Linked DNA regions of Mus musculus: region 1 is linked to region 2. The links are chromatin loops, found by intact Hi-C in ENCODE. Cell type or tissue: left cerebral cortex. All regions are shown on one strand.

Evidence for each region. Peaks named below come from ENCODE experiments on the same cell type or tissue, not always from the same donor. Only the 100,000 strongest peaks of a DNase experiment are listed, where the experiment ranks them.
Region 1: a loop joins it to region 2, with 4 times the contacts of the local background. A loop is called at or near these places in 4 of 42 quality-filtered maps.

The regions. Positions count from the first base shown.
Region 1 is chr15:80,611,577-80,619,576 of GRCm38, forward strand. The region is part of intron 1 of Grap2 (GRB2-related adaptor protein 2); the gene reads left to right. Among named protein-coding and RNA genes, the nearest start is that of Mir6957, 30 kb to the right of the region's middle. In left cerebral cortex, a CTCF peak has its summit at 6,472 (motif pointing left); DNase peaks (open chromatin) are centred at 3,305, 4,323, 4,587 and 6,448; H3K27ac peaks cover 1,126 bases.
Region 2 is chr15:80,496,894-80,504,893 of GRCm38, forward strand. The region is part of intron 4 of Enthd1 (ENTH domain containing 1); the gene reads right to left. Among named protein-coding and RNA genes, the nearest start is that of Gm23220, 43 kb to the left of the region's middle. In left cerebral cortex, a CTCF peak has its summit at 4,229; DNase peaks (open chromatin) are centred at 3,728 and 4,396; H3K27ac peaks cover 545 bases.

The DNA of each region.
Region 1 (8,000 bases), 110 kb after region 2:
GGCCAACCAGACTGGCAGCTGGCCAAAGGAACAGAGGCAAACAGAATAAAATATTCAGGGCCACGTGAAGCCCTGTGCTGTGGTTCAGAACTCCCACATTAGAAGGGGCCTAGCGTCACCATCTTCCTGTCTAACACACCTGCACCCTTAGAGTATTTTAGCTCCTGAACAGCCAGCAGCAATGTATAACACAATTACCAAATGCGAGCAGCAGAGAAAGTAATTGGATCATCCTATTTCGCCCAACCCTGCTCAGGCCACATCCTGAATACTAAGCTCAAGTTCAGTGACATATTCTAGAGCTAGAGGAGGACTGAGGTGAGGCCTTTGGACCTTGACCAGGAGATCAAGGACAGGTGATGAAAGACTCTGGAACAGTCATATTTAGGAAAGAAAATCTGGGATTTATGGTGGTCTGGGTTGTTGTTGTTGTTGTTGTTGTTGTTGTTGTTGTTGTTGTTCTTCTTCTTCTTCTTCTTCTTCTTCTTCTTCCTTCTTCTTCTTCTTCTTCTTCTTCTTCTTCTTCCTTCTTCTTCTTCTTCTTCTTCTTCTTCTTCTTCTTCTTCTTCTTCTTCTTCTTCTCCTCCTCCTCCTCCTCCTCCTCCTCCTCCTCCTCCTCCTCCCCCCCTCCTCCTCCCCTTTTTCTTCTTTGAGCAATGTCTGGGATGAGGAGAGACATTTTTGTTCAATGTAACAGACATGCCAAGCAGTTTGCTTGCATTTTACAACCAAGCTGCTTCCCTTGCACCTACATGCCCGCTGAGGAGAAACCCAAATTGCTTTGTGAACTGCTGCCAACTTGGTGAGCCCAAAGTTGGGGGCCTTTCTTGATCAAAAGTGCCAAGACAAACGAAAGAGAGACCAGCTGGCTGTGGTGCTTACCTGTAATCGTGACACTGGGGAAATAAAGGCAGAAAATCGGGAGTTTGAGGCCAGCATTGACTTTGTATCCAGTATGAGACCCTGTATGGAGATAGATAGATAGATAGATAGATAGATAGATAGATAGATAGATAGATGGTAGATAGGTAGATAATAGATAGATAGATAGATGATAGATAGATAGATGATAGATAGATAGATAGATAGATAGATAGATAGATAGATAGATAGATGGATAGATAACCAAACTCATTCAAGGAAGGCCTACATTTTCCTAAAATGAGAAAATTCTAATTATTTACTTGACCAGCAAAATTCAAAATAATATCCCTTTAACTGGGTTTTTGCTTGTCTTGTTTTCTGATTTTTTTTTTGAGACAGAGACTCACTATGAATTCCAAGGCAATATCAAATTTGTGATTCTCCTGCCTCAGCCTCCAAAGTGTTGAGGATTATAAGCATGTACCACCACCAAGCCCAGTTAATACCATCCCTTTGATTGGCAACTTTTAGTGCTTTTACGGGGTGACTTGCTCTATGAAGCTGTCAGCACCTCTAGGGTTTCAGGAATAGACTTATGGACTGAAGGCAGGTAAGTGACTGTCTGAGTTAATGTTCGCTTCTGCAGGCTTGGAAACCAGTGAGCTGAAAAATGGCCAGCGTTCCAATGATAAACGGGGATTTGATGACACAAGGAAAAATGACAAAAAGATTAAGGTGGCTGTGATCACAGAGTCTTCTGGGCTACACGTGTGTGTGTTGATCAAACAAGAGTGACGAGAACCTCAGGCACGGATAGGGAGGGGAAAAAGAGGAGACCGACAGGGAGTGTGTTATGGGTATGAGCAATGTTACAGCCCCAGTGACCACAGAGCAAAAGATGGAGGGTTTTCAAACACATGATAAATACGACCAACTTTCAGAGCCCAGATCAATAAAAACAAATCTGAACTGGGCCGAAGGGAAGAGGAGGAGGAGCATGAAGGTCCCATAACGTCCTAGTGATTTATTTGAAGGAGAACCGTGACGTGCCCTGAATAGGAAATGGGAAGGAGGAAAAAGACTGGCTTCTGTAGAAATCTGTCTGACTGTCCCTTTCTTGCCCTTTACTTTCATCTCCCTCAGCCGCTCCCCGCACCCTTCTGACGGGGTTCACAAAACGCTTGTGGAGTCAGGGAGGTATTTGTAATGCTTCATTTCCACTCGGACTTGCCCGCAGCACGGTGTGTCCGTAGACAATTGCTATGGCTCTAGGAAACCGGAAGGATAACGGGGCAATCAGCCAGAGATGCATCAGCCTTTCTCCCATCATTTCTGTTGTTGCCCTAAAGCACAGGATTGCTGGGTCAGAAGTCAGCTTGACAGCCCAGTGGGGCTGTCAGGGACCTCTCTCTAGTAGGGCCGGTGATATCTTGGCATTTTGATGCTGTTGTTTCGAGGTTTGCATGGTGTTGTTTTAATAAAACAACAGGAGAATTTTTAAAACATACATTCTAAATATAGCCATGGTAAGTGACTAGTGTTTAAAAGAGAGCGTGAACTTGAAAACCCTTGAATGTGTTGCAGGGGGTGGGCGGGAGAGAGGGGGAGGGGAGAAGGCGGAGGGAGGAGGAAGTGGGGGGGCTGCAGTTTGTGTGAAGTGACACACGGTTCCCATTTCTAAAATTGCCTTTGAGCCCACGATTGCCCACTCTGAGGTCAGCCAGTTTATTGCAGTCATTGCCTCTTTGACCAAGAAGTAATGGGCTTGAATTTCCATGGTATGTGGGAATTGCTGCTGTCAATTTCTTAGCTGACAGCCAGCCACCCAGGAAGGTTCAGTAGGCCTAAGCTAGTTAGCAATTATCCTGACCTGGTGGGAGGAAGGCCCATGATTTTGCTAGTACCAATGGAGGCCAAGAAACCAAGCAGAGCAAGCACATAGCCTTAGGAAACATCAGACACTCACTCTCATATCTTGCTTCTTTCTCCCATGTCCAGTCACCAATAACAGCAATAAATGCTGAGCTCTAGAGGTAGCCCAATGGTAGAGAGCTTGCCTAGCGTGCCTGTGAAGCAGTAGGTTCGATTCCCAGTTCTGCTCCACCCCCAAAATTACAATGAGTGCCCACTGGTAAAACCCTTGCCACATCCTAGATCACAAGCACGCAAGGGCCGCTTGGTCTTGGCGGGTTCTTGTCTCTAGGCGTTGGTGAAACTTGGGTGGTATGTTCCCTCCCCCAGCTGCCCCCCAGCTTCCTGTTCTAAGCCAGCCACACCATGATCTCGCCCTGGGTGTTTGGGCAGAGTGTAGAAGCCAAATCAGTTTCCTCCTTTCTCCTTGGCAAGTCAACCTTCTCCTCCTACCTAGTGAGTGGTCTCCATCCCACGCCACGGCTATATCTTTGGCTAACACCACAGCCAAGGCTCATGGCCAGGAGAAAGAAGTTAGCACCTGCCCAGGGGAAGTGAGGGGAGATGGAGGCTTCAAACGAGAAAAAAGGAGCATATGCTTGGTGGATTTACACTTTTAAAAGCAGTTTTGACATTTGTTTTTCTCTACAAGAAATGTTGGTAGAATACTCCGATGCCAAAACGCTTTGGGGAAAAGACACTATGAAGGCAAATGCCAGAGCTGAACGGGGCTTTCTGCACTCGCTTTCCCTGGGAGGTGGCAAGTGAGGACGTCATCTGAATTCTCAGAGGGGAAACTGAGGCATAGAGAACTAAGAGTCCTCAGCTGCCCAAGTAAGCAACAGGGGTTTAAAGGCAGGTTTGCCCCGCCCCTCCCCTCCCCGACCTCACCCCACCCCTCCTCTGTGAGCTTCCCTTCTTCTGAGGCAGCCTCGCCTGACAGTTTGACAGGTTAAAAAAAAAAAAAAGGGGGTGGGGTGGGGGTGGGAGTTGTCTGAGTTTAATAGAACATGTGTGTTAGGGTTAAGGGAAAAAAAAGCAAAAGGGTATTTTTCTTCGATAAAGTTTGGGGGTGAATGACACAATATGTTATAAGCACAAAAAAAAAAAATAGTTGATTATATAAGCCAGGCAGAGGGGATTACAGAGAGGGCGTGTGATGAGAGCTGGGGATGAAACTGAGGTATAGGCAGAGGGGAGGGGGCCTGCCTGAGGACAGCGTCCTCACACCTCTCTTCCTTTCCACTTCCTCTCTTCCCACTCCTTCCTACAAAACCAAAAAAAAAAAAAAAAAAAAAAAAAAATCTTGCGAAGGAAAAAGAGGGAATTAAAAGAAAGAGAGAAATAATGCAGGAGCCCTTAGAGGAATGCAGTCGCCATAATCACGGTGACAGGACCTGCTTAAGGGCTCCCCACCCCCACCCCCACTCCACCACGTGTACGTTTGTCTGTGTGTCTGAAAAACATCCTGCTTATATGCTTCCCACAACCTGAACACCAAGTGCCTTCCAACCCACAGAGAAGCTTCCCACTTGGAAATCAGGAAAGCAGAAGAGACAGATCCCGGGGTTGGCAGAAATCTCCAGGAGGGGCCTGGTAGGTAATAGGGCCTCGCGCAATGTAGTGGTAAAGCCTGGAATGACCTGCCCCACCCCCACCCACCCCGCAGGCACGTCACGGTGATGACGGACAGAGCCTCAGGCTTCTCCAGATGAGGAGGAGAAAGTATGATCCTCCCTGCCTGCCCGCTCAGCCACCTTGCTGCCAAACCAGCTGCCCCTTTGTCTCCTGTCATTAGAGACAGCTCTGTTGGTGGCTTCCCGCAGAAGAGAAGCAGCAAGAAGATGAACTGTTATTTGGGGAACACACCTGCGCACAGGACAGAAATGGATGGGAGTAGGGGGTGGGGCCCCGGAGGCTTCTAATCAAAAGCCACTTCCTCTGGGTCTCCAAGCCCAGTCCTGACGGGGGATTTGTGCTCCCCTGGGGCATAGGAGTGAGAAAATAAAGAGGGCAGGAGAAAAATAAGAAATGCCCTGTACGCCCATGGTCACTTTGGAGGGGATGGAGATCTCCGCGTCCTGGATAGAAGTGATTTGGGTGGGATGTGCTTCGCTAGTCTTGCTTTCTTCCGTGGCAGCGGAATCAGAGCTGTGCATCTATTTTCTGGAGGGAGATCACTTGTCTCCACTGAGAAGGCTGTTTATTCTCCTAAAAGATCCTAAACCAAAAAAGGAAGTGATGGAGTCTCTCATTTAAGTGGACCAATATCTAGAGGAATCCCTGGCTACAGATCAATGAAGAGAGTCCTGAGAGCCACCCCTGGATGCAGGGCCACCTGCAGCAGTGATCTGGGGCAAAAGCAGAATAGCAAGGGTCCATCCGTGCATGAACTGGTTAGAGCTGCCCGGTTCTACACTCTCTGGCCTTAGATTCAAATCTTTGAAGAAACAGAGGTGGATTCTTGCTAGGAAGGAATTCGCAGGTCACTGCTTTAAAGGCTCAGAGGATCCGTTAGCGACAATTCAGGACGACACAGTAAGGGGATGTGTCTGACTTCTTAGACATTTGGCAGGCAGGTTAACATTTCAGTTCTTCAAGAGCCCAACGTGTAGAGAAGCCAAGCCTCCTGCGTCCCACATAAATTGGTTTGCGCCTCTGGTAGAACATTTAAACAGAAGCTGACAGGGAGCTGAAGGGTCATTGTCCATCCAGTGATTACAGATTTTTCAGGCGCCATTTACCTATGCCTTTTTGTCCTCCCCTGCTAAGCTAAATGCCCACTAAGGCAGAATGATCCCAGCCATGGCTACAGCAGTCAGGGCAAGGAAATGCACACACTAGGAACTTGAGAGATGGCTTAGTGGAGAAGGTGCTTGCAGAGAGGACCAGAGTTTGAATCCCTGAACCCACTTAAAAGCCAGTCAGGCATCGTTGCTGCCTGTGTTCCTAGGAAGTAAGAGAGAGGTGCTCCACTGAGGCAGGCTTGTGGGCCCACAAGACCAAGACTGGCCAGAATTGCTAAGCTCTGGGTTCAGCAGGAGACTCTGCCTCAATCCCTAGAGAGTGACTGAGAAAGACACCCAAGTTTGCTTTTTAAACATCCACAGGCATGTACACAAATGTGCCTAAATATCTATGAATGCACACACATATATGAACCACACAGACATGGAAGAAAGAGAACAGAAAAGAAAGGAAGGAAGGAAATGACACAATACAGATTTTAATACAAGATCATTAATATATAGTCAGAAGCTCAACAAAAGTCAGGCACACTAGCCTGCACCAGGAATCCCAGCAGTCTGGAGGCTGCAGCAGGAGGATTTTGCAAATATGAAGCCAGCTAGGGCTACAAAGTAAGATGTTGTTTCTGAAGGGCAGGAGAAGAAGAGGGGGAAAAAAAAAGACAGAGCCCTGAAATGAAAGGAACTATCTTTCCATGGCATTCAGAAGGAATTTAAACCCAGAAATGTGTGGGAGAAGATGGTGTCTAATTCTCTTCCATCCAAGCAAGGCTGCATTTCATAGATGCTAGGCTCTGAGACAGTTTATAAGCCTCACAACTCACAAGGGACAATGGGGACAGTCACCAAACCTGCCTAGATAAAGATTATAAGGCCTCAGAGGGAAAGAAAGAAAAAAAAATTACAAAGTACAAGCTGCAGTTTAGGGTGCACCATTGCCCTCTGTTGGATTAAATAAGGCAGGCTCCTTCGAGCGGGTGTGTGCTTCAGTGTCTCCAGCTGAGTTTGCTGGTTAGTCCTGGCACCTTAGAGTAGGAAATTAACTGTTCCTTGTAAACTTAGATACCCAGGTCCCTTCCTCTGATGGACTCAAATGTAACTCTGGTGGTAGGTTATTAATTATGCTTTTATGAATGTAACAAACACTTATGAAATATTAACTAAGCATTGCCTGGGGATTATATAGACTCTAACACACATGCCTACTACATATATGTTGCTTAGGGTCTACACACGAAGGACCTGTGGTTGTTGCAGTTTGTGGATGAGACAACACAATACCCAGGAAGCAAGCAGCCTCTTGCAGATTCCAATTCATGTCTATGGATTCCTAATCCTCACTTCATTAGCTTATAGTCTCTCCCTTTAAGAAGTCTACTGCTAGCCAGGCAGTGGTGGCGCACGCCTTTAATCCCAGCACTTGGGAGGCAGAGGCAGGCGGGATTTCTGAGTTCGAGGCCAGTCTGGTCTACAGAGTGAGTTCCAGGACAGCCAGGGCTACACAGAAACCCTGTCTCATAAAAACAAACAAACAAACAGAAAATAATAAAAAAAAAGAATAAATTAAAGAAGTCTACTGCTAAGCCTATTGTGGTAGCACATGCCTAGAAGCTCAGCAGAGCAGGAGAAGCAGGAGTTTAAGCCATCCTTGTCTACCTAGCCAGCTTGAGACCAGCCTGGGATACGCAAGACCTTATCTCAAGCACAAGAAGAAATGAATGCCAGTGTTCATGAATAAACTTTGACTGGAACACAACGGTACCCATTCATCTGTCATCTGTGGCTGACCTAGAGGCTACAACATTACATAACAGAGACCATACCACTCAGAGCCAAAGGTATTTACTATAGGCCCTTTCCAGAAAAAGCCTCCTGACCCCTGGTCTACACGCCAAGGTAGAACCTTCTGTCTCTAACAGCAGTTTTGTAAAGCACTTTCAGAGCTGAGCAAGATGGCCAGGTAATGTTTACTTGGCCCCCAGGGTGGGGAAGCTAGAGGTGACACACAGGTGTGTTCTTTTTAAGATTGAATGCGTACAAGCTCCGACTTTAAAATGGATCAATTAAAAGATAGTTATTTGCATAACAAAGTTTCCTTTCCATTTCGAAAGGGTTTCACCCGCAGGGCTCCTTTGTAGAGAGAGTCTCTATAATACATGCTAATACGATTCCATTTACAAATACTCTATTCAGAACAACTTTCCAAGAACCTTCCTATTGTGTACAGTGGGGCCTAGCTGTAATCACCTCCCTCCTCCCCAGGCAGCACTAAGGTGTCCTACTTCTAAACAGTAATTGAGCTGGCTTTCCGCTGGCTCCAAGAGGGGCTTCACCTGCTTGCACGGAGTCTTTTTTGTGTAATCCCAGCCTTTAGAGTGCTGAGGCAGGAGCATTGCTTCAGTCTAGGTGTTCCTGGCCAGTCTGATCAACATAGCAATGCTTCAGGTGACTTTCTCTCTGCATAATAATGACAATAAG
Region 2 (8,000 bases):
AGAAGTATTACAGAGAACACTCACGGGGAAGAGAAAGGCTCCATTAGTGGTGGCTGGGGGCTGGGGATGCTTAATATCCAAGAAGGCCTCCCTGCATCTATAAAGACACGGTGAGATGAAAGTGTGATACTATGTTGCATGAATAGGGCTAGGTGTGAATACTCACATGCACACACACACACACACACACACACACACACACACACAGCCTTCTCTAGAGGCACCGGGAGACATTTACAGCTGTCATAGAAAGGGAAATATACACGTTCCCCTATCTTATGTGTAGTTGCTCTGAAGGGACACTGGTATCTGGAGCCCCAATAGTGCCACTACAATCTGCTAGCCAGCCAAGTGCAAGTGCCTCAGGCAGACAGGCATAGAACCTCTTACAGGCCCTGGAAGAAAACCACAGGGCTGGCCTCGATAGCACTGGTGCAAGGCCATGCTTTCTGCCTATTATTACTGTCTACTTGAAAAACAACTCTTGGCTTATGATGGGGCCCTGATAAGAGAACAAATGTCTGACCACAAAACAACAAGTAACCGTGTCCCCCCCAACAAATGACTGTTATCTGATCCGTGGAGCACAAAGCTAGATGCACACAGCAGCATTCCACTGGCAAATTAGATTGGTGCACATGACATAAGTCACGCCAGCTCAGAGCCCGTGAAAGCACCACAGGCTGGTGGCAGAGATGCCACACCACAACTGCAGCTCCCTCAGCCTACCCCCACAGATTCATGGAGAGCACTGCAGCTATGGGGAGGGACCAACGTCTTAACTAGGGTGTTACTGCTGTGAACAGACACCATGACCAAGGCAACTCTTAGAAGGACAACATTTAATTGGGGCTGGCTTACAGGTTCAGAGATTCAGTCCATTATCATCAAGGTGGGAGCATGGCAGCATCCAGGCAGGCATGGTGCAGGAGGAACTGAGAGTTCTACATCTTCATCTGAAGGCTGCTAGTAGAATACTGACTTCCAGGCAGCTAAAATGAGGAACTTAAACCCACGGCCACAGTGACACGCCTATCCCAACAGGGCCACACCTCCTAAAAGTGCTGAGCCAAGCATATACAAACCATCTCAGACAAGGACGGGACTAGTTTCTAAGGAAGCCTGCATAACACTGCTCAGAAGTGAAGGGACCAATTACAGCCCCACTCATAATGCCCCTGAACTTAAACAGGAAAACTCTTCCCATAGACAGAACTGCAGGAAGAAGATCTTCATATGAAGCAAGGAGAAAGGCAAGATGTGGAGAAGCATCAACAGGAATGCATGAGCAGTGGCTGCAGGGTCCTCACCAGGGGCTTGGAAAGGATAAGATAAGAAGATTGTTTTGTTGGGGGGACTCGGTTACTTGTTGTTTTGTGGTCAGACATTTGTTCTCTTACCAACAAGAAGGTTGGTAGACGGAACCCTGAGGACATGTACTTGAAGCGAGGACACTCATGTCCCTATGAACACAGGCGTGCCAGAAGACATCCACTGTGGAACAGGCACTCCCACATCAGCTGGGGAATGCTCTGTTCAGTCAGAGGCAATGGCTGCTGGCTGGGCTGTGTTGCTCAGTGGGCTGTGGCTGAGAAACAGGGATGCTAAGACTTTGAACTGCCCTGCAGATGAGGCTGCAGTGACAGAAACTTTCCCTCATAGGGTGATCTCTTTACCATGAAGGGTGCTCTCCTGACCATGAACACTACTACCCAAACTGCTTAGACTGGAGGATAACGCCGTGCCCCAAGTGAGGTGCAGAGCAAGGTGGGTTCACATGGACATCTTCCAATCCAGCAAGGTGGGATCCATATGGGAGAGCCATCCCTGCCTGCCTGTAGGCTTGAGGACAGAGCACACTGTCAGAATGTTTACAGGTCTCCCCTTGTGCCTCTCAGCGCCTCGCCTTGCAGCACTGCACAGCTCCATCCAGGAGGTAAAAAGAAAACACCTCCAGGATCATAACACAACGAAGAGAAGCTGAGAGAAGATCAGCCTAATGCCACTCGAGACATGCGTGCTTAGCTCCTGAACAAAACACTGCTAAACCAAATCCAGAAATAAGCAGAAAAGGGAATTTGCCAGGCCAATTGAGGGTTCTCTCTGAAATTCAAGGTTGCTTTAATATTTAGAAATCAATAATTTATGAAAATTGATAGTCTAAAAGAGAGAAATCTGTAGGTATCAAAATAGATGCTAAGTGGAGAAAATCTGAAATATAGTCTTGATAAAAAAAACTGCTGATAAATTGACAATGGGGATCTACAGTGTACAGTGCACAGCGAATGTCTCCGATGAATTGGGGTTGACACCAACCTCTTGTAGGTATGAACCAGGTCTCAGAAGCCTTGGCCGTGCTGTTACCCAGCTGTGTGTGGAGTGTGTGTGTGGGGGGGGGGGGCAGGGATGGGAGAGCCAAACACAAGAGTTTCAGAGTTTGCCAGTGAAGAACTAAGTCTGCCATTATTTACAGATGATGTGGTTTCCAACATGAGATGCTCAGAAGGATCTATCCATAAATCAGGGAAACTGCTAAGAGTTTAAGGGTATAATCAATATACAAAAAATAATAATTCCACTCATCTGCACCATCAACAAACAGAAAATGAAATGTATCAAATGAAGCTTCTTGGAGTAGCCATGAAAACAAAGGTATGTCTCAAGACTCGAGCCAAGCCCCATGAGGCAGACCTGATCAAGCTGTTGTCAACTGACCACAGAGCAAACTGACAGTGCAGGAATATGCCGAGCTCAGCTGCCCTCTTAGAACCCTGCAGAGCACCTTGGAGAGAGAGCCCCATAAGACCACAGGGCTGACTGAGGACTCGGCTCTCAGCCTCCAGCCAGTACCACGGCCAAATACGTGGCAGATTGCTATCCCAGAAAAGACCGAAATTCCAAATCTGAAGTGAAGTTTTAGACCTTAAGTTGAAATTTCATAAGTGTACCATCTTGCACTGAAAGTACATGCACATTAAGCACAAGGGACCAAATCTAGCCAAGATCACAAGACACCTGTCTGTGAAAAGTATAAATACAGAAGGTAAGGATTAAGGCAATGAGATGCATTGCTATTATAAAGACGTCATTTCTTCTAAATTGACTTAAAGATTCAATTCTGTGCCCATCAAAACTCCAGTGGGATTTTTAAGGAACTTGCCAAACTTTGGTGCAGGAGAGTGGAGGGGTGGACAGTCCCTGCTGCTGAAGGAAAGCCCACCAAGAGCGGTTATAAACATAGTGTAATGGAAACTGTTTGCTGTACAGCTGACTTCACATACCTGATGGCTCCAAATAGAGCCCAGGAGCACACTGTATGCATGTGAACCATGCTTTAGAAAACGGGTGGCCCTGCAGGTCACTGGGGGAACGGACAGACTTTTCAATTAATGATTTCTATGGAGAAAAACTGGATGCCTAATTCAATTACACACCACCATCAACTGTGTATTGTTTTATTTGTGAAAAGCAAACTAGTTTTAAAACTTGGGCCCATATAGTGTTACGCGCATGCTCTCAGGACAAGGAAGAAATGTCCCAAATCAGAGAAGACACAAATGCCGGGATCATACAGACTAACACTCCGCCTCATTAAAACTCTGAGCTAGTGTTCTGCAAGGCCTCCATCTGCAGCGTAAAGAGCACAGGGAGCTGCAACCACACAGGAGATGGCGGGCTCAGCCGCCCACCCGGACACAGACTCCTACAGACCAATTAGGAAACACACAAACAAGCAAGCAGAAAAGTGGCCAAGAGATACATGCAGATGCTTCACACAGGGAAGCCCCGGTGAGTCAGCGTGTGGAAGGTTTCCACACTTGCAAACACACTCGGCTCCATTCAAAAAAAAAAAAAAAAAACAGTGTAGAACAAGCAGGAGACCATCTCACCCGTTACCTCAGCAGCTTTTCAAATGTGACAAGATCAGGGCTGGGGGGAAACTTATAGAGACTAGGTCTTTAGAAAACAATCTGGCATGGTTAGGCGTTTTCAAGGAGCCCATATCTAACTTACAAATAACTGGCTTGGGAATTTCTTGTCCATGACATCTAGCAGTCTTGGACAAGTTATATGAGTTCGTACAAGCCCTGCGTGCAATTAAAAACAAAACAAAACAACCAACAAACGTGACACACAGTGCCAATGACAGAGTGCATCTACAGGGAAACACAATGCAGCAGTGAAGGGTGATTGCCACATACAGAGGTGTAAGGCTGAGGGTCCACCACCAGGTGATAAGGAAAAGCTATAACTGGGACGGAAGGCAGGACAATGAGCAGAACGGAAGGCCTGGCCAGAATAGCTTTCTTATTTTATTTTTGCCATGGGCTGAAGTTGCCAAAATCAGAACATGGAAATCAGAGCCATCTGTTGACAGGGTAAGTTAGAGAGCTGGACAGAAACGCAGAAAAATGTGTTTTGAAATCTGCATCAAATCACAGAGACAGAAATAAAAGCCTGCCTTGTTCTAGCGGGGAGGAATAGTGTCACTTTGCCATCGTTTATGTAATAGTAAGAGTGCCATCGTCATCCACGGGAACAGCCCTAAGGTGTGTTAGTTTAGTCGTGGTCACTGCACAAACTGAGGTAATCGGGAAGAACCGTTAAACTCACTGCCAGGGCAGGTTCCAGACTCACTTCAAGATTCTTCAATCTTGACCAATCCATCCCTGAGGTGCTGAGGAGATGCTTCAGTGGGGAAATGCTTGGCATGTAAGCTTGAGGACATGAGTTCGGATCCCATACCCACATAAAAGCCTGCTGTCACCACATATGTCTGTCACCACAGGGGCTCGCTGGCCAGCCAGACTAACCACAATGACAAGCTCCAAGTTAAATGAGAGACCTTATTTCATTTAAAAAAAAAATAGCAAAGCTAGAGGAATCTAGCGAGTATAGGACTCAGACTCCTCATGCACACGCACAGGCGAGTACATATGAGCATGCGAGTGCCCCACCTCGGCCACGCCATCCGGAGAATGGGTGAAGTGGACTAAGCTATAAGCACTCTGAGAGGAAGTGGCCGGCCAAGCTGTTGTCTGCAACCTCTCACAGACACCAAGATGGATGATGTAACTCAAGCCATGAAAATATAGCAGGGTGAAGACATCCTATGAGCTTGGGGAACCAGTCTTAGAGTGTGTGTTTAGTGTTGTGTATATGTGTAGTGTGCGCATGTTGGGCTCATTCCCTTGTGTGTGGACGACTGGGGTTGACATCTGGTGTCTTTCCTCAATCTCTCACCACCTTTACTTTTATATTTTTATATGATTTTTAATACTTAGAACAACACATGCCCTTGAGCACCCTGGCATGTGTGTGGAGCTCAGAGGACAACTTGTGCAAGACCACTCTCTTCTTCCATGTGTGGACTCCAGGAGCAAACCCCAGCCTGTCAGGCTTGGCAGCAAGCACCATCATCAGGCTGGACTGGCCGGCCAATGAGCTTTAGGGGTCCCTGTCTCTGTCTCCTTTCCCTAAAGCTATGATTATAAGAATACATGCATCATACCATTTTTTTCTATCAAATAATTTAATTTTATGATTTTAATATAATTATATTTCTGCCTTCCCCTTTCTCCCTCCAGTCACTGCCATGTACCACTTCCCCTGCCTTGTTCCCTTCCAAATGCATGGCCTCTTTTCTTTAATTGTACACACACACACACACACACACACACACACACACACACACTTACTTCTAAATACATACATACAACCCGATCAGTCTGTATAATGTTACTCGTATGCATGTTTCCAGGGTTGACCACGTGGCGTTGAATAACTAATTAGGGACTCGTCCCTGAGGAAGACCACTCCCCTGCACTCCTTGCTTGCCTGTGGTTCTCTGTCTAGGGCTGAGGCTCCCTGAGTGCTCTCCTTTCCACATTAGCATGCCTCTTGGTATTGTCTACATTCAGATCTTGTTTAGGCAGCCATGCTAGTGCGACTTCATGGGTGTAGAATATCTTCTGATCTACTAGAAGGCATCATCTCTCAGCAAACATCCTGCTTCTCTGGCTTGTACGGTCTTGCTGATCCTTCTTCTGTTATGACTCCTGAGCCTAAGGTGCAGGAGTTGAGTTGCAGATATATCAGTAGGACTGGGCTTTACAACTCTGCATTTCAATTGGCTGTGGTTCAGCAATGGTTTCCCTATGTGACAAAGAGACATTTCTTTGATGAAGGGTGAGGACTAATCTGTAAATATGAAGGCAAATATTTCTAATTTAGATAAGGACTATGCTCTTTTATTAAAATGACAGTTGTAGGCTCTCCTCCAAGATCCATGACCTCAGTACCCTTGAGTAGTTGGCTAGGTTTCCAGAGCCAGGCACAGTTTCCTTCTTGATGAGAGGGCCTTACACCCAATGAGAAAACTGTTGGTTCCTGTCACAGGATGCAGGTCACTGCTGCACCCTTAGTATCACTGTGCCATGCCGGTTGTTGATGCGGTCCGTAGGTAACATGGCTGGGTAGCACTGTTGGTTGTCTCCCTCCTTGCGAGCTGCATGCCACCTTCTGGCCATGAAAACTAGACCTTCAGGAGGAGGCTTGCAGGTCAGATCCAGCTCAAGTCCTCTGGGCCCCATGTGTCTGAAGTGCATGGTGTCTTCAGGAACAGGGACTTACCTTCTACCTCTTGGGGGCAACCAAGGACAACAGAAAAGACTGTAATGTTTTGTGTTTTAGGTTCTCTTGGACAACCCTGACCAACAACTCCAAAGCGGGCTTCTCATGCCTCCTTGGGGACTATATTAGATAGTCTATTTTGTGCCAGGCTTTTTATAGGCCCTGGGGATCTGAACCCAGGTTCAAGTCCTTACACTTGCATAGCCAGCACTCTACTAACTGAGCCACATCTCTAATTTGATGGCTGCTTTTCACCCTGTGAAACACAAACTCACAAAACTATGAAGGAAAGAATCCTTAAACTTCTCTGAACACATCACTGAGAAAGCTGAAAGACAAGTCACAGCCTAGAAGTGATTTGCAACACAAATTATATGTGCATATATATGTAACTCTACAAAATCAATTCAAATGAACAACAAACAATACACAAGACAAATGGGTTAATTATATAAATAGGCAAGCCACAGAGGAGGAAATAAAAACATCCAATCAATATGTGGAGATATTCCAATTATACCAGCTATGTAATGCAACTTTCATACAAGTGATAAAAATATAAGGCTTGACAATATCAAGTGTTGGTGAGGGCATGAAGAGATGGGTGCTCTCCTGTGCTGCAAGCTCAAGCCGGCACTGGTGTTAGAGGAGCTCATTGGGAGCAAAGACGAGCATGAAAATGGGCACTCAGTACAGCTGAGGGAAGCCATCTCTAACAGTCCGGCCTGAAGAACACACATGTATGTGAACAAGGCTATTCACCAAAGCTATGAGTAAAATATATCCAACACCAACATGCCAACCAGCAGGGTATGAATAAGCTATATACTCAGATATTACAGGAGATTAGGAAAAATCTCTGCCTAGTGACAAAAACTCAAGTGGTTGTGTATGTGTGTGTGTGTGTGTGTGTGTGTGTGTGTGTGTGTACTGAACTCTGGTCTTAGAAAAGCAAGTGCTTTTAACACTGAGCAATCTTTCTAACCACCGCCCCCCACCCCACCCCACCACACAGTAGTATTCTTAAACTTCACATAGTTTCAGGAAAAATATAGAATAATGTTCCAAAGCAAAATAAAGTTAGCTGTATATAATTCAAAGTACATAATGTACAAACACACAGAGAAAGGTCTAGAAAATACCCACCAAATTACTAACTGTTAATCCTGTGGGGAGGACGGTGTTGCGAAAGAGACAGTCAGGATGTGGAATGCTTTTATTTCCAGTGTTCCAAGGGTTTCAATGAATGAATACACTCATTAACTCATGTAATTATAAAGCAAGTATAATTTATATAAATTATATAGCAAATTTTAAAATTCTGTAACAGAGGTATGGGGAAGTCACACGAGACCATACTGAAATGA